2 separate regions of the Homo sapiens genome follow, and region 1 is linked to region 2. A link is a loop called in an ENCODE intact Hi-C map of the cell type or tissue named here. Cell type or tissue: endothelial cell of umbilical vein. All regions are shown on one strand. Each heading gives the region's core, and the rest is flanking DNA. Links, peaks and the distances in the headings are about the cores only. Region 1 overlaps MTHFD1L (methylenetetrahydrofolate dehydrogenase (NADP+ dependent) 1 like). Region 2 overlaps MTHFD1L (methylenetetrahydrofolate dehydrogenase (NADP+ dependent) 1 like).

Region 1 (11,462 bases), core at 1,675-9,674, 54 kb before region 2:
GATGTGCAGAAGGTCACTTAAGAATAGTGGCCGGGCATGGTGGCTCACACCTGTAATCCCAGCACTTTGGGAGTCCAAGGCGGGTGGATCACCTGAGGTCAAGGGTTCGAGACCAGTCTGGCCAACATGGTGAAACCTCATCTCTACTAAAAATACAAGCAAATTAGCTGGGCGTAGTGGCACGCCTGTAATCCCAGCTACTTGGGGAGGCTGAGGCAGGAGAATCACTTGAACCCAGGAGGTGGAGGTTGCAGTGATCCAAGATCACACCACTGCACTCCAGCCTGGGTGACAGAGGGAGACTCCATCTCAAAACAAAAAAACAAAAAAACAAAAAAAAAACAAAAAAAGAATAGTAACACATTTTAAGATTAGCAAACACTTGCTACCTTGAAAAGTTATGAGCTATGAGTTGGTTTAATATTTTAAGAGTTTTTTGGGAACAATAGTGAATATTAAACCAACCTTCAGTAAGTTGTGGGACAATTATTTCTAACAAGTTAAAAATAATTTAACACTGGCTGGGCACGGCGGCTCATGCCTATAATTCCAGCACTTTGGGAGGCCGAGGCAGGCGGATCACAAGGTCAGGAGTTCAAGAACAGCCTGGCCAAGATGGTAAAACCCTGTCTCTACTAAAAATACAAAACATTAGCCGGATGCAGTGGCAGGCACCTGTAATCCCAGATACTCGGGAGGCTGAGGCAGGAGAATCACTCGAATCCGGGGGGGCGGAGGTTGCAATGAGCCAAGATCACACCACTGTACTCCAGCCTGGGCGACAGAGTGACTCCATCTCAAATAATAATAATAATAATAATTTAACACTTCAAGAATATTTATCAGGACTTAAAAATGGCATAAAAGCAAAACATTTCAGATTTATGACATACGTAGTACTTTTTTTGGAAGCAAGCTCTATAAGTGAAATCAGAGATTATAAAGAGACAACTCTTCAAATTGACTTTTTGCCAAGTATTGGCCGATTTTCATTTAAAGTTCATTGATTCTCCAGAACTTTAAAATAGCATATTTTAAAAGACAATTTGATTTTACATTTTGAGAAGCTCTCAATCTGTGAGTTCATCCAGGAGTGGCCTGGTCCCAGTAGAAAGATTCATGACAAAGATACACTGAATGTCCTTTAAAATTCTAAGTAGCATGTGCTGAAAATAAGCACTTCCAGAAATGCTCATAACTTCCTGCAGCAACTATAATATTATACTCTGCTTTATTCAAATCTGAAAAAAAAAAACCCAAAACACAAATTCATGTCTTTGATTTTAAAGGTATATTTTCAAATATTTCATTAACTTCCAACATGAGGCCAGTTACTTCTTCCTATCCCATTCTTGACATTTGGATGTTTAATTATTTAATTCTTACATTCCCTTAACAGTCTAAAATACATTTGCATAAGTTTGCAACAGTATCAGATGGAAGGCTTCATGAATTTGTCAATATTATTTTTGGCTAGCTCAATGGAAAAGAAACATGCTATGCTAGGCTAATAGCATAAAATTTTGAACAGGGAAATAAGCAAACCGCCCTTACATCTGCATAAGACACATTTGTTGGTAAAGTTGAAAAGAAAGATGGGCGTTTAACTAGATTACTCATCATACAAAATATTCAGCCTTTTCCCTGTGCTATGCTGCACAATGTCAATTAATCATGTTTGAAAGCTGAAAGAACAAAGACCATTTAGATGACAAACGAGGCAATAAATGAAGCTGAGATAGGAATAAAGATTCAAGAGGGAAAAGTTTTGTTTCTTTTAATATATATAGAGAGAGAGACTACACAAATGACCTGTAACTTGTTTTAAAATTTACAGTCTACCATTAAGTTTTACTTGACACCTACTTGATGATATCCTCCAAGACAACTTAGAATATTGCAATATTATTATGGGTAGGATGTGTGACTGTAGAAAAAACAGCCAGCAAACATGTAAATGTATCCAATCTAGTCCTAAAAAGGCTGGAGTGAGCATCAAGGAAAGTCAGTTCTTTAGGCATCCAAATTAACACCAAAGACCAAAGCCAAATCACATGTGCTGAGCGAAGTGGATCTCTTTTCTTTAATTTTTTTTTTTATTGTACTTTAAGTTCTAGGGTACATGCGCACAAGGTGCAGGTTTGTTACATATGTATACATGTGCCATGTTGGTGTGCTGCACCCATTAACTCGACATTTACATTAGGTATATCTCCTAATGCTATCCCTCCCCCCTCCTCCCACCCCACAACAGGGTGAAGTGGATATCTTAAAGAGCAACAGCTGTATATATATATATATATGGCTGTCTTGTATCCTTCTATCCAAGTTAAAGGCCATCCAAGAATGAAATCCAAAACTGGAGAAATGTGTAGCAGCAACTTCATTTTACAGTTTGCAGGTTTCACTTTATCTTTTACCAGAGCTTCAAGCAAATAATAAACTTGTTTTGAGTTTGATTTATTTTCATTTCCCATATCCAAAGGGTTACTCTGCCTACTCCTGCCCCCAACACAGTCCTAATATATAAGATGTGTTCTTCATCTATCTCTTTCTTGGCTCTAGAATATAAGTAACTTGAGGGCAAAGACTTTGTCCCATTTATCTTTTTATTCCTAGTGGCAAACAGAGTGCCTGTTAACATAAAAATCTGTTAAACAGACACAAGAGCAAAGAGGAGCAAAAGGTCTTTTTTTTTGAGATGGAGTCTCTGTTCTCCAGGCTGGAGTGCAGTGGCGCGATCTTGGCTCACTGCAAGCTCTGCCCCCCGGATTCACGCCATTCTCCTACCTCAGCCTCCCGAGTAGCTGGGACTACAGGTGCACGCCACCAAGCCTGGCTAATTTTTTTTGTATTTTTAGTAGAGACGGGGTTTCATCGTATTAGCTAGAATGGTCTCGATCTCCTGACCTCGTGATCCGCTCGCCTCGGCCTTCCAAAGTGCTGGGATTACAGGCGTGAGCCACCGCACCCGGCCTTGGAGAGAAAGGTCTTAATGATTCACTGTTCTTTGTAAATCAAGGTGGACTGAACATGAACAGTTGACTTAGAGGCTGCTTAGAAATTCCTTCCAGGTAGAGGCCTTGATGTGATCAGCTCTCCTTTTGAGGGTCTGAGGACCAGGATCTTTGGGAAATAAGTTGTATTAACCAAACTTACAAGGGCCTGATTTATAACCTAAATGCCATTTTGTTCTTTTATGAACAATGCCTGACTTTGTCATTTTGTGAGGCAGTCTGGTATGATGGAAGGAGTAACAGACTTGAAATAGAAAAATGTGCAACCAAGCCACATCGCTGGGGACTCAGTTTTCTCATTTTTATAATGTGAAGAACTAGATGGTCTCTATGGTGGTTTAAAGGAATACAGGGTTAGACTTTCTCTCTAGAAGACCTGGTTTTAATGACCCTTTGAGGGGCTAATGACTCCAGAAACTTTCATTGATAGCACAGATGTCTCCAGTGAACCTCAGACTCAATACGGAACTGTGCAGTGGACATCTTCACTGTAAATTACAACAAATGCTTCAGATCCAACATGTTAGTAACCAAATCCACTACTGTGTAGGAAAGAAATAATGTAGCAGGCCTGAGTCTGAGAACTTGGATTGTGGGAGGGTTTCAACTATCCTCTAACTGACAAGAGGGGCTCACTGTGCCTAAATTTCACAAACAAAATGGTCTATGCTGAACATTTGCTTTTGTTCTGAGAGACTGAAATTTGGTACGTGACCATTACCCAATAAAAACCTTGGGGACTGAGTCTCTAATGAGCCTCTTCTGCAGACAATATTTCAGGTGTCGTCATAGTTCAATGCTGGAGGAACTAAGTGTATCTTGTGTGACTCTATGGGGAGAGTACTCTGGAAGCTTGCGCCTGAGCTCCCCTGGACTTGACCCCACGTGCTGTTTCCTTTTGCTAATTTTGCTTTGTATCCTTGTGCTGTAATAAATCATGGTCTTAGGGGCTCCCAACACAACTATCTTCCGCCTAAAATTGTTTCTAGGTTCTTTATTGCTTATCTAAACAAATGACAACCCCAGTCATTAAGCGAACAAGTCAGAAATCTGAGAGCCATTTCTGCATTCCCTCTTCCCCGCTCCTGTTCATTGAGTTTAGTTCATTCTAGTTCGGTAATTGCTCTCATTCCCATCCCCTGCCTACACCTCAGGTTAGGCCCTGGGTATTTCTTGCCTACTACTTTCTAAATAGGTCTTCATGACTAATTTCTCCGTTTTCCACTCCACCTTCCAGACTGCTGCCTGAGTGATCTCTCTGAAACATGAATGTAATTATGATATTGCTGTACTTAAAATCCCCAGGTCCTGACTCCTAAGCTTGACGCTCAAGGCCTCACAAGACCTGGGTCTTGCTTTCCTGCCCAGTGTCACAGCTCATTCCAAATCTCCTGTTTCCTCCCCATGCAGTGGCCATGGTAAAGGCTTACAGCAATGTTCTCTCCTGCCTTCATGCTGCGGACTTGCTGCCTCCTTGTCCCTCGACCCCTGGTGAGTCTGTTCTCGTCCTTCATGATCCGGCTTAGGTAACCCCATTCCTGGCCTGACTTCCCTATCCCTGCCAGCCCCCCATGGCATCTGCTCCCTGGCTCCTGGAGCAGGGGGCTCCCTCTGTCCCAGACGTCAGCTCTTTCAGCTGTCTCTATATTTAACTTGTGTGCCTCTCTAGCCTGTGAACTCTGCAAGTGCAAGGTCCAGGCCTATGTTGTTGTTGTTTGTTCTTCTAATGGCCTAGTACCCAGCACTCCTCAATAAATATTAAATGAGTGAATCAGAAATGAGGCATTTGCGTGGTTGCACAGTGATGCATCCATTAAGCTAGAATGGCCTAATGAATCATCTCCGTTCATCTGAGGATTGTGTACCAAAAGGGAGAAGGTTAGTCACTTACAAGGAGAGAACTCTAGCACCTGGACTCTCCTGGTAAGAACAATAAAATCTCATTCTTCAGGGCTCCCTTTTCTGAATTCCACATGGTCCTATACCTTCTGGCGTCCCTATTCCAGCCCAAGGCAATGCAATTATTTACTATGTAAACGTTAACTGAGTTGTTTATGGCAGGGTTGCTTCCCACAAATGCAGTGCTGTTCATCTTAGAGATGTCCTCTTGCTGACCTTGGCCTGCACTGCCCTTCCCTTAAATCCCAATATCCTTGCTCAAGTCTCTCTTGTACCCGCCCTACATTAGAGGAAGGGCTTGAGTCTGGAACCAGGCAAAGCCAAAACCCACTGAAAGCATCAACTCGCTCGTAAATAAAGCGGGCGACTCCCTAGTGCATGGTGTAAGACACCGAGTTAGAGCCTTCCCTTACCATCCCGTAACTGAGCAGCACAGACCCACCGTGCAGAGAGCACAGCCACCCTCCAGACTGTGGGTAGGAAATGCAGCATCATTTCCACTTTCGAAACTGCTCTGGGAAACGCCAGTCTCCGGGCAGCTTGATTAGCAAGAATACTTCATATCACAAAGAGTGTTAGGAACAAAACTTATTTAACAAAATGGTAAGAGCAGAGCCTCAATACTGTGGGAAGGACCTGATGGCTTTTAGAGCATTTTACTCCTTTGGTAGTTCTCATTTCTCACCAAAAAAGAACATTTTCAAATTTTATATTCTGATTTTATAAAAACAACAATCATGGCCAGGTGCGGTGGCTCGTATCTGTAATCCCAGCACTTTGGGAGGCTGAGGTGAGCGGATCACCTGAGGTCAGGAGTTCGAGAGCAGCCTGGCCAACATGGCAAAACCCCAACTCTACTAATACAAAAATTAGCTGTGCGTGGTGGCGCAGGCAGGAAAATCGCTTGAACCCAGGAGGCGAAGGTTGCAGTGAGCCGAGATCATGCCACTGCATCCCAGCCTGGGGAAAAGAGTGAGACTGCATCTAAAACAACCACCACAACCACCACCACCACCACCACCACCACCAGTTTAGAACTGTAGCAGCCTGGAGCTAAAAGGCCCTGGAGAACATCATCCCACCTCAGGGGGAAGGGAGCCACTCTGTGGCCAGGGCAGGACTTTGGGCCCAGAGAGCCCGACTCCTTCAGCGCGCTTACCACTGCTCCAGCCTGCCCCTCACTGAGGCACTGCCTCAACTTTGATTAAAAAACCAACACATTTCCTTTAGAAGCTCTGTGGGCCAGGTGCGGTGGCTCACGCCTGTACTCCCAGCACTTTGGAAGCTGACACGGGGTGATCACCTGAGGTCAGGAGTTCAAGACCAGCCTGGCCAATATGGTGAAACCCCGTCTCTATTAAAAATACAAAAAAAATTAGCCTGGCGTGGCGGCACATGCCTGTAATACTGATGAGATGCTATTAAATAAGTTAAAACAGTAAAAAACAACCCTTTGGTCCATACCACAGGGGTCCCTGACTGATGTGCACGTGTCCACAAGACTCACATGGCCAGGCCAGGCCAAGCCACTCAGGCAGGGGCAGGAGTCCTTGAAAAGGAGGGTGGCGTGGGCCCTCCTGAGCCATGGCTGTCCCTTGTCACAGAGGCAAATTACACAGACTCCCATAAATAACAGTCTTCACCATACAGCTCCACCTCGGGGGTTAAATGGGTTTCTGTAGGCTAATTGCCGTCTCTCATACTGAAAATCTGCAAATGTATATGGAATTAATTCTGGCTGGCTGTCAGCCAGTAGGTCATCCTTCAAAGCAAGCAAAACACATTTCTGTACAGTGTACCCACAGCTTTCTGAAAGATCAGAAATGCAGCCTTTGCCAGGACAAATGCCAAAAACGGATGTGACAGAGCCCGAGCATCAGTGCTCCCACGCCACCTCCTCCACTCAGAGCCCCGGCACGGCCCCAGCTGGCCCTGACCCACCCAGAGGGTCTTGCTGTACTAGATACTCCTCTTTCTTATCTCTCTGTTGAGAAGCTATTTATATTTCATTAGAATGTCAGTGCAATAAACCAGCTTAAGCTCTTGCTAGGTATGGAAATGAGCAAGAGAAAAGGCAAAGCTTAAGCCCTCCATGGATAAGCCACAGGTTCTCTGAATAGCAGTAAAAATAAGGCCTCCAGCTGGGCATGGTGGCTTATGCCTGAAATCCTAGCACTTTGGGAGGTGGTGGCAGGCAGATAATGTGCGGTCAGGAGTTTGAGACCAGTCTGGCCAATATGGTGAAACTGTCTCTTCTAAAAATACAAAAATTAGCTGGGCATGGTGGCACGCGCCTGTAATCCCAGCTACTTGGGAGGCTGAGGCAGGAAAATCACTTGAGCCTGGGAGGCGGAGGTTGCAGTGAGCCGAGATGGCACCACTGCACTCCAGCCTGGGCCACAGAGCCAGACTCCGTCTCAAACAAACAAACAAAAGGTCATGCATACGGCTCTCCTCGAAGGTAAGACTGTTCTGTGGAATGTTTTGAGAAAGAAAAGGTAGAAATACTATCTTATCGTATATGTGTGTGTGTGAGTATTTTTGACAGGGGGAGTCTAGGTCTCATGGGTCTTTTTGTTTTTTTAAGACAGGGTCTCACTCTGTTGCCCAGGCTGGAGTGCAGTGGCGCAATCACAGCTCACTTCAGCCTTTACCTCCTGGGCCCAAGCGATGGTCCCACCCCAGCCTCCTGAGTAGCTGGGACTACAGGTGCACACCACTGAGCCCAGTAACTTTTTGTAGAGATGAGTTTTCATTATGTTGCCCAGGCTGGTCTCAAACTCCTGGGCTCAAGCAATCCACCCACCTCAGCCTCCCAAAATGTTGGGATTACAGACGTGAGCCACAGTACCTGGCCGGTCTCTCAGGCCTTAAAGCAGTCTGAGTCACCACCATTATTATATTTTGCCTCCAATTTTCCATATGTCCATTCCAGAAAGGGGAGGTTGATTTCAGCGAAGAACATGAGCAGGTTTGCCTTAGAATGAAATTTAAAAATTAGATTGACAGAAATCAGGATCATGGAAAATACATAATGGAGCAGAGTCAAGATTCAGTTAGAAGGCAGGCACTGGGTCCAGCAAGCCTACAATTACCAGAGCTGAACTGTTCATTAGTTATAATTAGAGCAAACAACAAAGGACACTCAGCCCCAGCCCCAGGATATGTCTGGTTCATATGGAGAAGGCATTTTCATTCCCTGGGGGAAAAAGCAAAAAACCCCAAAATACAAATAAAACAGACAATAACAACAAACAAACTAAAGAACCCCAACATTTATTGTCAGGACTGAAAAAAATTCATTCCACAACTGGAACCCACTGTGTGCCAAGTGCTAGGCCTGGCATTTAGGATTCAGAGATGAATAGGATTCCGTCCCTTCCCTCCCAGGTCAGAACACCTTGTGGGGAAACAGACAAGCACACAGGCTTGTAACTGGAGCTGTAAGTCTACAGTAGAAGTCCTGCTTGGAAAAGGAGCAACCCAGGAAACCCTCTCTGTGAGCTTTCCAGAGGGGATGGCAGGTGAGAGAACAGGGCCCTGCTGTTGCGTATTGGTGAGGATCTTCCCCACAGCACCAGTGTCCCTCAAAAGGTGACAAGAACACGACGTTATAGAACACGTCGCTGAAGGCAATTCCACACAATATAAATGCACAGCTCTAAGAGGTTCAGCTTGGTCTGGGGATAAAAACTAGACCATCTCCAGAGGAATGGACAGACTGCATTCTTCAGATAATTCTCCAGGCATCATTGCCCAAGCAGGCCTTTCAGAAAAAGCCGGGTGGCTGTGGTTCAAAGTCCTATTCTCTGGCAATGGCATGGAGTGAATCCACTCTGCCATGCCGATGGAGTGTGCTCCCATGCCCAGCACGTCAGTCACTTGGCCAGCAGGGTTGACAATACTTTTGTGAAACTGTGTACCCAAATCAAGTCTCTCACCTAAAAAGGTGACTAACCCACCCAAACACAGAACAACAGCCAGGGAATCTCTCAGAAAATAGTTCTAGACTTGCTTCAAGAATATGAACCTAACGGATGACAGAAAGTCCAGGATCCACACCATGCCACGTGGTGGGCCGTATCTGGTTTAGGAGAGTTCCAGAGTGCAAGTGACGGGTCAGCCAGAAAAGCTGTAGGAAAATCTCCACAAGGCACAATAGACATGTTCCCCTTTGAGCAACACAATTTTCTAACAGCCAATAGGAAATAACAGTTCGAAAATTTATCCTAAAATTTACTAAACTTTTAAAGGCTATGTGGAATTAATGCATTATCAAGCAAGAGTAGATAATTGGAAGCTACCCTTTCCTATTATACAGTTCTTGGAATCAAGAGTTACTTACAGTAACTGATAGGATGTGAAAATAAGACTATAGAATCAGCACAAAGGCCAGGTGCGGTGGCTCTCGCCTGTAATCCCAACACTTTGGGAGGCCGAGGCAGGCAGATCACCCGAGGTCGGGAGCTTGAGAACAGCCTGACCAACATGGAGAAACTCTGTCTCTACTAAAAATACAAAATTAGCCGGCGTGGTAGTGAGCACCTGCAATCCCAGCTACTTGGGAGGCTGAGGCAGGAGAATCACTTGAACCTGGGAGGCGGAGGTTGCGGTGAGCCGAGATCGCGCCACTGCACTCCAGCCTGGGCAACAAGAGCAAAACTCCATCTCCAAAAACAAAAAAAAAAAAAAAAGATTCAGCACAAACATAGTATATAATATTTCTGGGGTTGAATCCTGGGTTTGCTACTTTCTATCTTTACTAGGAGGGCAAGTTCCTGAAGCTCTTCCTGCTCTGGTTTCCTTGCATGTAAAACCGAGATGGAGATTTTAATCTACCTCAAGAGGTGCTGGGGGCATTAATGAGTTAATACACACAAAGCACTCAGAGCACTAGCTGGCACCTAGTAAGTGCTCAATAAATGTTCTAGTTAAGTTTTTTTTTTTTCCTTGAGACGGAGTCTCCCTCTGTCACCTAGTCTAGTCCAGTGGCGCGAACTAGGCTCACTGCAAACTCCATCTCCTGGGTTTAAGCGATTCTTCTGCCTCAGCCTTCTGAGTAGCTGGGATTACAGGCACCCAACACCATGCCCGGCTAATTTTTGTATTTTTAGTAGAAATGAGGTTTCACCACGTTGGCCAGGCTGGTCTCAAAATCCTGACCTCAAGTGATCTGCCTGCCTCAGCCTCTCAAAGTGCTGGGATTACAGGCATGACCCACCAGGCTCGGCTGAATTACGGTTTTAATTTTTATCTTTGTAATTTATTTAAACATTCCTTTATTCCTGCTTGCTTTTCTATGTATTTTTACACTGTTGACGTTATGCTCTACTAAATCTCATTTTTCTCCACTCAACACACTATTTCTCCAAGTCATTAAACATTTTAAACACGTAATCACTGTACATGTACATATTTAGAGACAATCATTCTGGTCCCGAAACTACCTAGGCATTACTATCTTTAGCTTCCTTTTGATGGGTCTTTTTTGGATTACCCATTTTATTTAGGGGGAAAGAACTGATTATTTGGGGGTAGAAAGATGTCAGTTCATGTGCTCAATAGAGAAGATGCAGGGGAAAAAATTACAAGTCAAGATCTTTGAAGATGTACTGAACTGCTGCTGGCCGAGTTTTTGTTTTTAAAGTAATGACGTAGAGAGCACTGACTGCATGTTGATAACACTCCGGAGAGGGGCCGGGAATGTCAGAGTCTGCTGCAAAGGGGACTCGTGCACTTCGGATGAACTGGAGCACTCCATCATTGTCCTCAGCTTGACTCTGTGATCACAAAGAAGTGCTAGAGAAGGATTTATGGACGCGTGTTTTTTCAATGCTGCAAAGATCCCCCATCATGGTGTCCCTGTACCATTAACCATTTACTGTCCAAATAAGATTTCCCATCTGAAGCTCTAATTCATAAACTTAACTTTATTACTCTTCATGAAACCTTCTGTTCTTTTTCGTGATGTTGTTGTAGCAATCATTTTTTTTCTGTCTGAAATACTTCCTACTCCAAAGAAAGATATAAGTTTCCAATTTATGCCTCAAATGAAAACTAACAATGCTTCAAAGACGCTGAATGAATCTCCCCTTGGAACCTGGCTGTTAGGTGGTTTGGTGTCTCTCTTCTCTCTCCCTGCCGAAATGTTTCCATCTCAAAATAGGAGCACATTCCACTCTTTTATGACAAACATCATAAAGTTAAAATTAAAAGTTAAAATCATAAAGTTATCAAAATTAAAATAACCTCCAGATTCCAAACCAGCTTTAACAAAAAGTCAGTTACCGTTATCATAAATAATAAAAAACTGTACAGCTATCTGTGCAATGATAAGCATTTTTTTTTTTTTTTTTGAGATGGAGTCTCACTCTGTCACCCAGGCTGGAGTACAGTGCCACAATCTCGGCTCACTGCAACCTCCACCTCCCGGGTTCAAGAGATTCTCCTGCCTCAGCCTCCCTAGTAGCTGGGATTATAGGAGTCCAACACCATGCCCAGCTAATTTTTGTATTTTTAGTAGAGAGGGGGTTTCACCATGTTGGC
Region 2 (11,462 bases), core at 148-8,147:
GGCCAAGACTTTTCTTCCCATATCATAACTCACAGTGAAGCTTTTTTTTTTGGAGATGGTGTCTTGCCCTGTCGCACAGGCTGGAGTACAGCGGCATGATCTCGGCTCACTGCAACCTCTGCCTCCCGGGCACAAGCGATTCTCCTGACTCAGCCTCCTGAGTAGCTACAGGTGTTTGCCACCACACCTGGCTAATTTTTTATTTTTGTATTTTTAGTAGAGATGGGGTTTCACCATGTTGGCCAGACTGGTCTCAAACTCCTGACCTTGTGATCCACCCGCCTCAGCCTCACAAAGTGCTGGGATTACAGGCGTTGAGCCAAGGTGACCAGCCAGTGAAGCTTTTCTTCATACAGATGGGGATTTTCAACTTTGTAATCAGGTTCCAAATTGTTTCAAAAGGCAATGATAGTATGATTACAATGGAAGATCCTTTCTTACTCTTTTTTTTTTTTTTTTTTTTGAGATGGAGTTTCGCTCTTGTCCCCCAGGCTGGAGTGCAATGGCACAATCTCAGCTCACTGCAACCTCCGCCTCCCGGGTTCAAGCGATTCTCCTGCCTCAGCTTCCCAAGTAGCTGGGATTACAGGAACCCACCACCACACCCGGCTAATTTTTTTTTTTTATTGTTAGTAGAGACGGGTTTTTGCCATGTTGGCCAGGCTGGTCTCAAAGTCCTGATCTCAGGTGATCTGCCCACCTTGGCCTCCCAAAGTGCTGGGATTACAGGCATGAGCCACCACACCCGACCCTTTCTTACCCTTTATATTAAGAATAATTTATTTTAGTGCCACCCAGTAATTTCTGTTAACTGACAAATTTCAAGTTAGTTGAAGGGCATAAGGATACTGATGGTCAATCTGGATACAAGACAGCAGCTTTATTAGAGAAACACCAGAAAACACTCGTTTCTAGTCCCCACCCCCTCAGTTGCTAGAAAGGTCACAGCTGCCTTTCAAGATAGCGAGGCACTGGGTCAGTAGTATCTTCTTCATACACAAAGAGCTCTAGGACCTTGCTGCTCAATGCGTGATTCGTGATCAACAGCATCAGCAGTATCTGAGAGCCTCTAAGACATGTGGAATCTTGGGCTCCCCACAAAGTTTACAGAATCAGAATCACATTGTTACAAGATCCCCAGGTGAGATGATTGTCCATTACAATCTGGGAAGCAAACCACTCTAGGAAGGGAATACTACTGAGTTAATACAAAGTAAATGTTTATGAAATACATACTTATATGCTGACGGTATGACCAGGACACCGATCGGAACTGGCGGGAGAAAAATTAACTAAGATATCAGAAACATTTAACATGATCAGTTTCCTTGCTGTGCTACAAACTTTCAAAATTTACAATTATAAGTGGCAGCTTATAATTTTGTTAAGTTGCTGTAGCAAGATTTACAAAATTGTTCCCCCTGTTACTGAACATTTGGGTTGTTTCCAATATAAACAATACTGCACTGAAAATATTTGTGCCTATGTGCTTTAATCTCTTTCAAATTACGTTCTTGGAATAAATTCCCAAGGGTAAGGTAATAGGGCCAGAGGACATAAAAAATTTTTATGACCATTGATATGCTTTTGACAAATTAAAAAAATTACATCAAAAATGTTCAATTTGGATAAATATAGCTACAAGCCATTTATCCTTTATTATGTGTTATTTGAACAAACAAAGTGGCAGAACAATTTCGAGAAATAAAAGACATTCCTCTTTATATAGTATTTGGGACAAATCTTGTGATTTTACTTGTAGTGGTCAAAATCAGAGAAAATCACTTACAGTAACAATCCTTACCTCAGTGGTACCTCCTGGTAATGCATTTGTTAACTTTAGCCGTTGGTGGCATCATGGACCCCAAAAGAGGGATAATCCGGGTGACTTTTGTCAAAAGTCATCACTGAGTGGGCTCCTGGAGGTGGAAGGCTGGACAATAAGGCCCCAGTACTGGATTATGCGGCGCTGTCCTGCAGGTTAGCACACGGACGGGACCCCGGATCCCTCCCAGCTGTGCACCTTGGCAAGTTCCTTGTTGGAAGGGTTAAGTGAGACGGCACAGGTACATTACTGAGTCACTGGGGTTTTTCTTGGTGCATACTGAGAACTCACAAAAATAGTTCACATCTTTGTAACCAAAAGGATAATTCTCCCACTTGCTAAAAATCATATTGAATTCCTAAGCATTTGTGGGAATTCCTGCTCCATCCAGGCGTTTTTCTCACTGGTAGAAGCTCACTCTTAGGGTCACTACCCTGAAGCCCTGCAGGGAAGTGGGAGAGAGAACATCTGCTATTCAACTAGAGAGAGCTGGAGGGCGGCACACTGGGAGGGACGGAGTTTGCCTGGGAGGGTTGGAGAGAGGGGGTGATGGAGTCAGGCTCTGAGAATCAAGTAGGATTTTTCCAAGCAGAGAAATGTGGAGTTGGGTATGGCAGGCAGAGACCAAGAGGAGGAAGGAGAGGGAGGAAAGAAGAGATTCATAGGTAAAGGCAGAGCCAGGGAAGAAATGGTCATGATGAAGGGAAATCATCCATCATGACTGGAGAAGTCATTATTTCACCAGCAAGACTGGTTCACTGGCCTGATTAGTACCGGGGAGTGGGACTGAAGTAACCCAAATGTTACGCATTTTTTTCAATGCCATGGTATTTTGAAAAACTGTTTAATGTCGCCCTATAGTTGGAGGTAGATTGTTGCATACATTTTACATAACGGGGGCTGATCAAGTGATCTCTAAGTTCTTTCCAACTGGATGCATATTTATGTGTTAAACTACCCTGTTAGATTGCAAGCTCCATGATGATACGGACCATGTGTTTGAGACATTAACATGTCAAGACACATAGAAGGCACTGAAGGAAAGTCACCATCTATCTCCAAACCAAATAAAAAGAGAGTAGCAGAAAAGCACATCTAAAAACACTTGGACACAAATATATTAATGAAAAGTTTCATTTATAACCATTGAATGCCCTTGAAAAATTGCAAGCTCAAATTCCCTTCAAAAACCTAGCTCCTCCCCCCTTCAATGCGCCCGTGTAGTCACCATGTTCTCCTGTCTTCAGTGGTTCCTGCTTCCCTAAAGTGCCTTAATATAAAAGTCAAGGCCACCCTTGTGTAAACTTCCTTCCCCTACCTTCATCTTCCTTCACACTCCCTGCCTCAGACTTCGTGCCTCTGTAATATCAAGCTTCCGGCACAGCCCACATACTCTATGTTACTTGTTGTCACCTCCAGACCTCTTTTCCCATGTGGAACATTCCTCTCTCCCCTCTCTGCCTCTTTAACCCGCTGTCCAAGACTCAGCTTGGATGTGCCATTTCCTGGAAGCTTGTCCTGATGCTTTCGGGCAAAGTTGGCTACTCCTCCCGCCCATCCCACCCTCCCGGCCCTGTGGTGTGCTCCCTTGCAGGGCCCTCATCTGTCACCACATGCAGCATCCTAAGTACACTGACGTGCCGTCTCCCACATGGAGGGCGGGACCACGCCTTATTCATCTGGTAGCTCCACTTCCTAACGCAGTACCTGGCACAAGCAGGTCAATGAAAAAACAGGATGGGACTTGGGAGCCAGTGATGTCAAGGCCACACTTCAATGGAAATAGACACATAAAATAGCATTACATAGAAGTACAAATATGTTCTTAGTCCTCCCTATCATACTTCCCTTTTTTTCTTACAATACTACAATGGTTTTACTGAAAGGCATAAATGTCATATCCGATAAAGATATGACCATCTAAAACATCTACACAGGCTAGCTAAGCTTAATTTCATATTTTAATTTACTTATTCATTTATTTTTGAAACGGAGTTTCACTCTTGTCGCCCAGGCTGGAGTGCAATGGCACGATCACAGCTCACTGCAACCTCCGTCTCCTGGGTTCAATTGATTCTCCCACCTCAGTCTCCCGAGTAGCTGGGATCACAGGCACCCGCCATCATGCCCGGCTAATTTTTGTATTGATGGGGTTTCACCATGTTTTATTTTTAAAAAGAGACCAATTGGAAACAAAAAAGTAGTAATAAAGAGAACTCTAGCTAGGGGACGAAAACAACATGCAGAAGTAAAGGTTCGAGGAGTTTGGCTTCCAAATGCAAAGGAAATAGACGAAGAATGGGAAGAAAATAAAAGAAAGTGCCAAATTCTCTCAGTTTGAAAACTGTCCTGAAATGCTGCATGTAATCACTTTTATGTCGTTTGTATTCAAATATCAGGCTGCCAAGGAAACAGAACATGGAAAAGGTATGCTGATGTGTAATCAGTAATTATGAAAGTAAAAACTACTTTAATAAGGTGCCACCAATTACTACGAACTTGGACACTGTGGAGTGCTGTGTATCTGTGCCTTAGGGGGCCTTGATATGAAGACCCATCTCGTGAGAAGGGGACAAACCACTCTTATAGGAAGGTTCCATTTCCTAGGTACTTCTTGGGAACTGCCAACATATATAACCTATAGGTTAGGTTTTCTTAGTGACTTGAAATGAGCAATTTATTCCCTTATCATATTTGCAGTTCTTAACAAAGCTTAAAAGAGATACAGGCCAAATAATTATTTAATGTTAAATTCAATATAGACTTGTTCTTAAGTCATGAAGCAAGTCCACATAGTAGGATTTAGCTTTGCTGAAAGGCATATCACGTAGACTTCTGAAAGCTGCATATTTAATAAGGCTTGTAATAAATTGTTTGCACAAGCCATAAGAATTATTTGTCTTGGCAATCTCTTTCCCTTTTGTTACAGCTATTCAACTTACAATATGAATGAAAACAGGAAACGCTGACTAATACTCTTATTGTGCAAGCACAGAAGCTGCTAGATAGTGATTCTATAGCATGGTTTGATTCAAACTTAAACCCGTAATCAGCTGAGAAAGGAAGGGTCAGTGGGTCTGAGTTGGGAAGGGACAATTTGGGTAAATACTGCTAGCAACCTGTACAGGAAACAGAGCTCTGGGTTCAGATGGAGAGTCAAAACAATTCTGGAAAGCCAGGCAGCTGCCTTTCCATGATCATCCACGGGTGCGGCCAGAGTTGTGTTGTAAAAATTAAGCAGAAACAATGATAACGGCAGAAACGAGAACACCAGAACAACACAACATTCCTGGCAGGCAAATGTAGTATCCATGATATTCTTCAGGGAGGGAGAGACGATTTCTACATCTTAAGTTATTCTGTATGTCCCCACCTTACTGCACACATTAAAGAAAGCTGCAGCGATAATTAGGACTTGGATTTTTTTGTTTGTTTTGAGATGGAGTCTCATTCTGTTGCCCAGGCTGGAGTGCAGTGGTGTGATCTTGGCTCACTGCAACCTCCGCCTCCCACGTTCAAGTGATTCTTCTGCCTCAGCCTCCCAAGTAACTGGGATTACAGGAGCGTGATTTTTGTATTTAGTAGAGACAGGATTTCACCATGTTGGCCAGGCTGGTCTCGAACTCCTGACCTCAAATGATCTGCCCGTCTCAGCCTCCCAAAGTGCTGGGATTACAGGCGTGAGTCCTGGCCAGGACTCAGATTTTAAAGTAATCACCAATCTCTCTCTCTCTTTTTTTTTTTTTTTTTTTAAAAAAAAGCATTAACATCCTCACTTCATTAGAAGGCCCTTTAAAATATGGGTTCATAAAACCCTACAGCTATGTGGGAACTGTATGGACAATGTACTCTAACTTTCTCCTGTGCACCAGGCCAGTTACTTTCTGGAGATAATGACACAAAGCCCAGTGTGGTGCCCCCGGTCCCTCTGATGCCCAGCCCAGGGTTCTGTCTGCTACATATGGCATTCTCCTCAAAAACATCATTAAACACTCACATCACAGAATTCAAGAACAACCTTTCTTTCTTCTCATTCAATAATTACTGAACCCCTACGATTGTGCCTAGTGTCTTGCCTAGTGTTTACACACAATCATCTGTGTGCCAGTGTCTTCATTTAGTGGAGAAACAGCCACAGGCACATTTTTAACATGACAAAGATGGGAAAGATTAATTCATCACCTAGTGAAAAAGAACGTCTTTCTGACCTTTCCCCCCTTTTTTTTTGGATATGGAGTTTCACTCTTTTTGCCCAGGCTGGAATGCAATGGTGCGATCTCGGCTTACTGCAACCTCCGCCCTCCAGGTTCGAGCGATTCTCCTGCCTCAGCCTCCCGAGTAGGTGGGACTACAGGCACCCACCACCACGCTCGGCTAATTTTTGTATTTTTTGTAGAGTCAGGGTTTCACCATGTTGGTCGGGCTGGTCTCGAACTTCTGACCTCAGGTGATCCGCCCACCTCGGCCTCCCAAAGTGTTGGGATTACAGGCGTGAGCCACGGCGCCCGGCCAACTTTTCTGTTTTTAATGTGTTTTTTGTTGTTGTTGTTGTTTTTCTTGAATTCTGTTTGGTACTTTCAAAATTGTGCTTATTTACCTGGATCCAGGTAAATTTGAATTCAGTTCTGTGCCACACTGATTTTTGGATGTTCTCATGCTTTAGTGCATTCACAGAACCCATTTCTGCAGAATCACAAATCCTAAGTACAGTTCAGCCCTTCTCGACTGGAGGCGGTTCTGCCTATTCCGCTCCCCACCTGGACACTTAGCAATGCCTGGAGACATTTTTGATTGTTGTAAATGGCATCTAGCAAGGATGCTGCTAAATATCCTATAATGCACAGGACAGCTGGGACCCTCCCCCCGCCAACAAGGAATAATCCACCCAAGGTCTCCATAGCACTGAGGCGCCGACAGCTTGCAGTGGCTCACGCAGGAGGAAGGAGCCTGGCGCTTTCTAGACGCCTCCTCTGAGAATATTACGAATGCACTACATGCTAGGCAGAAAGATTGTGCAAGATCATTATGCTAATCGTTGTAACCCTGTGCACTGTAAGATCCTGGAATATGAATTATCGCAGTAAAAATTCCGTCCAGCGTGGTTGGGATGTGTTGCGTCAACAGTATGGTCGCTACAACCCAGCACTCTCTGGAGAAGAAAAACAGTGATGAGGTGACTGCTGAACCAGCTTCACAGGGAAGAAGGGAAGGTCAACAGAAATGCTCTCAACATGGGGCAGCATGGGCGGCGGCAGCTGTCCGCCTTACCGCTCAATGTGCACACGATGGGGAAAAACCATTCTAAGAGACCGAGGCATGGGGAGAGGGCCTCAAGTTAACATTTGTGAAACATTTTCTATGTAGCCAGGCAATGTACTAGGTGTCCTGTCTCACTTCACCTTCAACATCTGTGAGGCATCTTTCTCCTCCATTTACAGTTTATGATACTAAGGACTGGAAAATTTTATAATTTTCCCCAAGGTCACACAGCTATTAAGCGATAGAGCTTGGACTAAAACCAAGGCCTGTCTGCTAGCAACCTCTGCCAAAGTCCCTGCTCCATACTCCTCATCAAACAATCAACTGATCACATAGCATTTCCCTAGCTGAGCTGCTTGGTCAGTTTTGCTTTCAGTGAAAATCTTAACACTTGGTACTTCAATAATACTCCAGCATTTAACAAGTAGCTCTAAATTATTTTCCTGAACTGAGAGGTAAGTGTGTCCAGGCTTTTGTTCTAACTGCAATAAGGCCCTGCTGTGATTACCAAAGTATGCAATCTAGAATGTTCTTTATGATCCTCCTTCCTTTCCACCCACCCTCCCTTCCTTTACTTAAGTCAGAGTGCTTGTTGTCTCTTTTAGAGCAATTCATTTAGAGATTATAAATCACCTCCTCTGCTAGTTCTTGGTCCATGTGTCAACAGTGATGAGTTCTGGGGCAGCAGCAGGGAGTATTCTGTTTGACAAAGAAACACTTCAGAGAGAGGATGCTCCAGGGACCACTTCCACCTGGACTTGGTACCCAACCCCAGGCAGGAACAGGCCACACAGGTAGAGAACACTGGCGCTGCAATCCGGCCTCCTGAGGTCCAGGTATTTTACCCACTCCCAGCCGAGTGATCAGATCCCAAGACTTGCCTTCCTAACCTCCCCCAGCCAGGCACCAGCTCTCCCTTCGCTGGATGGGAAATGAGTGACCCCAATGCTCTAGCCTGGGTTTTCTTTTCAAATTTTACTTTCTGTTGTCAGCACATGTGCATGGAGGGAAAAGAAAAGGCAAGAACCGCTTTAGATCTGAAATTCTCATTTCTGCTTTTACACTGGGGAAAACCCTCCTTGGACTTTGAAAAATAGTTAAACTGAAGTGCTGAGATAGTTTTTCCGTAAAGTTTTCTTAATTTCTACTTGAAATACCTGGATGTTGCCACCAGAATTGCAAATTAAACTTCTGCCTTGCTATGGCACTAAGAGGTCCTTTATTCCATGGGTACTCAGAAGATAAAGAAATTAGAACTGTCGGATTTCATGGCTACTTCACAATGGTAGCAACTTTTCTCTCCATGTGTGCAACAAACATATATCAAATATACAACATATTGAGTTCACCATTACGTCTGGACACGAACTTGAATTTATGGACTGCCAGAGGTTTCACAGAAGAACTAGTCCTTGCAACTAGCTCAGCTCAAAATAGGTTAAGAAATATGAGCGCACGGGGCGTATCTGGCTAACTTAATCATCAAAAGAATTTCTTGTAAATAAGAAAGAAAAATAAAACTGTAGCTTTCATTCAAGTAAAGGCTACACTTTGCTTCCTCACAACAAATCAAAAACAAAAATAGAAGCTTTGTAGAGGAACAAGCAAGGTGTATGCTGGACAGTACCTCATTCTGAAGCGCTGTTGGTGTTAACTGCCAAACAGTGCTAAAAGAAATAGAAAGTAGAATCTTCAGGCTGCCTTTTTCTGCCCTATATAAACATGTTTATTCAATGGCAGCTGTCTGCAGATAAACTCAAAAAAAGTCACAGCAACACATGAATTCTGAACTTGAATTAAAGGGGAGAAAGTGAGGATTGTAATGACTTTTTCAGTGACTACCAGGAGACAACACCAGGATAAATCATTCAATTAACTATAAGAGAAATTCGGCATTATTACTGCAGCTTAAAAATAGAACTTTGTTTAGAATATATTAATTTTGAGGATCCAACTCATCTTAAGTCAATGAAATTTCACTAACCACTAAATCCTTTCTGCTCTTTAGGATTTGTCTATTCAACATATAACCCTGTTTAGTTTTATTAAATATCTTGGAGTCGAATTTCCAGGAAGTATATAGAACTAACTAGACACATATCAGGAGACCTAAAGGAAAAAGAAACTGGCACAAACCTCAATTTTTTTCTTTTTTTTTTTTTTTTTGAGACAGAGTCTCTCCCTGTTGCCAGGCTGGAGTGCAGTGGCACGATCTCGGCTCACTGCAACCTCCACCTCCCTGGTTCAAGCAATTCTCCTGCCTCAGCCTCCCGAGTAGCTGGGACTACAGTTGTGCACCATCACACTCAGCTAATTTTTGTATTTTTAGTAGAGACGGGGTTTCACCATGTGGCCAGGATGGTCTCAATGTCTTGACCTCGTGATCCACCTGCCTCGGCTTCCCAAAATTCTGGGATTACAGGCATGAGCCACCACACCCAGCCCAAACCTCAATATTAATATTAGCACATGCCCTTCTTCCTTTCCACCTCTTTGGTGATGACCAAGTTCATACACATTAGGGGAAGATTGGAGGTGGTGCACAGAACATGAGGAAGTTACTGGGGACGTATTTGGGAAAAGCGATAGAGAAAGTAAGCAGTGTAAAGAGGAGACAGGTACACGTGAACATATTTTTGGTTGTAGTAAAAGCTTTGAAAATACCAATACCACTTAGACGTGCTTTTGTGTCAGAACTCAGAATTTCCTTCCTCCAGAGCATTAATTAGTTACAGACACCGGTTTACATTATTTAGAACCATCATGAGTCATCTTGTTTTGTAAGATGATTTTGACCAAAGTGAAATTTAATTTCCAAAAAGAAATGTTTCGATGAATATTATAAATTATACACATTTAAAATTATATGATTATACATGTAATAAATTATATAGGCTTATTTTTAGCTCCTTTATAAAAATCCATCAGAATTAAATTCATAAATCCATTATCCAAATAGTTCCCATGTTCTTGTAGGGAACAAGAACAGTTTGTACAGTGCCATGACTATGACCAGAGCTTTAAGCCTTCTGCTCTTGGCCAACAGTGGTGTTCCCCAATCCTGGTTAGAGGCCTGGGATTTTGGATGATTGCATGAGGGAAGAGCTCTATTCTTGCAACTCCTGAGAACTGGACACCAGGAAGTTAACTCAAAACAAATGAATTCTGACAGGCTTGGCCATTAACATGATTTAGCCCAAAATAATGGAAAGATGACACAGAACACTTTTTACTGAGCAGTTATGAAAACAAACCCAAAAGGGAAAGAAGTACAGAATTATGCAAAATGGTTGCAAAATGCAACATGGAAAATGCAATTATGCAAAAATGGTTGGCACCAGACTGAAGTGATTTTTGGCTTTTAAATTTTTTCAGATTTTGTAATATTTGCATATACATAACGAGATATCTTGGGGTTGGGACCCCTGTCTAAACATGAAATTCATTTATATTTCATATACTCCTTATAGACATAGCCTAAACTATATATATATATGTATATATATTTTTTTAAGACAGGGTCTCCCTCTGTTTGCCCAGGCTGGAGTGCAGTGACATGATCTTGGCTCACTGCAACCTCTGCCACCCAGTTCAAGTGATTCTCCCACCTCAGCCTCCCAAATAGCTGGGACTACAGGTGTGTGCCACCGTGCCCAGCTAATGTTTTTTTTTTTTTTTTGTATTTTTAGAGGAGACAGGGTTTCATCACCTTGCCTAGGCTGGTCTCGAACTCCTGAGCTCAAGTGATCTGCCTGCCCTGGCCTCCCAAAATGCTGGGATTACAGGTGTGAGCCACTGTGCCTGGCCCTGGACAATAGTTTTAATAATTTTGTGCATATATGAAAGATTTAACTGCATGCTGACTGCAACCCGCCACACGAGATCAGGTGTGGAATTTTCCACTGGTGGCATCATGTTGTCACTCAAAAAACTTTGGATTTTTGAGCACTTCTTTGGATTTTGGATTTTTGAATTAGGGATGCTTAACCTGTGTAAACAATAAAAGGTAAAAACATTTTACTTTAAAACTTCCTAGGAAAGAACAGTTTCAAAAACCATGCAGTAACTTTTTTTTGGTACCATTAATGTAACTTAGCAAGAGAAACTATGATTATTGAATTCAAAAACAAAGTAAATATGCCAGCATTCCTGGCAGGACAACTTAGATTACAGAATAAATTAAGACAGACAGAAGGAAAATATCTTAAACTTTACAATTATAAGATCGTACAATGTAGTAACTCAATACAAGCAGGCTGATCATGGACTTTTGAACCAAGATAGAGTCCCAGTAGTTTGTCATTATATAAATTTACAGAATTTCAACCAGCATTTAAAAAAAGGAAATAAAATAGGATAGAAAATTATTAGACTACAT

Evidence for each region. A loop is a pair of places that touch in the nucleus more often than their neighbours do. Peaks named below come from ENCODE experiments on the same cell type or tissue, not always from the same donor. Only the 100,000 strongest peaks of a DNase experiment are listed, where the experiment ranks them.
Region 1: a loop joins it to region 2, with 4 times the contacts of the local background. A loop is called at or near these places in 4 of 110 quality-filtered maps.

Annotation. Positions count from the first base shown.
Region 1 is chr6:151,053,670-151,065,131 of GRCh38, reverse strand. All of the region lies in intron 26 of MTHFD1L (methylenetetrahydrofolate dehydrogenase (NADP+ dependent) 1 like), which reads right to left. Among named protein-coding and RNA genes, the nearest start is that of MIR12131, 43 kb to the left of the region's middle. RefSeq lists a cis regulatory region at 3,534 and enhancers at 3,450-3,619, 3,867-5,066. In endothelial cell of umbilical vein, for the core only: no CTCF peak of the experiment used is centred there; DNase peaks (open chromatin) are centred at 4,821 and 5,371; H3K27ac peaks cover 5,505 bases.
Region 2 is chr6:150,998,124-151,009,585 of GRCh38, reverse strand. All of the region lies in intron 20 of MTHFD1L (methylenetetrahydrofolate dehydrogenase (NADP+ dependent) 1 like), which reads right to left. Among named protein-coding and RNA genes, the nearest start is that of MIR12131, 99 kb to the left of the region's middle. RefSeq lists an enhancer at 1-630. In endothelial cell of umbilical vein, for the core only: no CTCF peak of the experiment used is centred there; a DNase peak (open chromatin) is centred at 4,895; H3K27ac peaks cover 4,456 bases.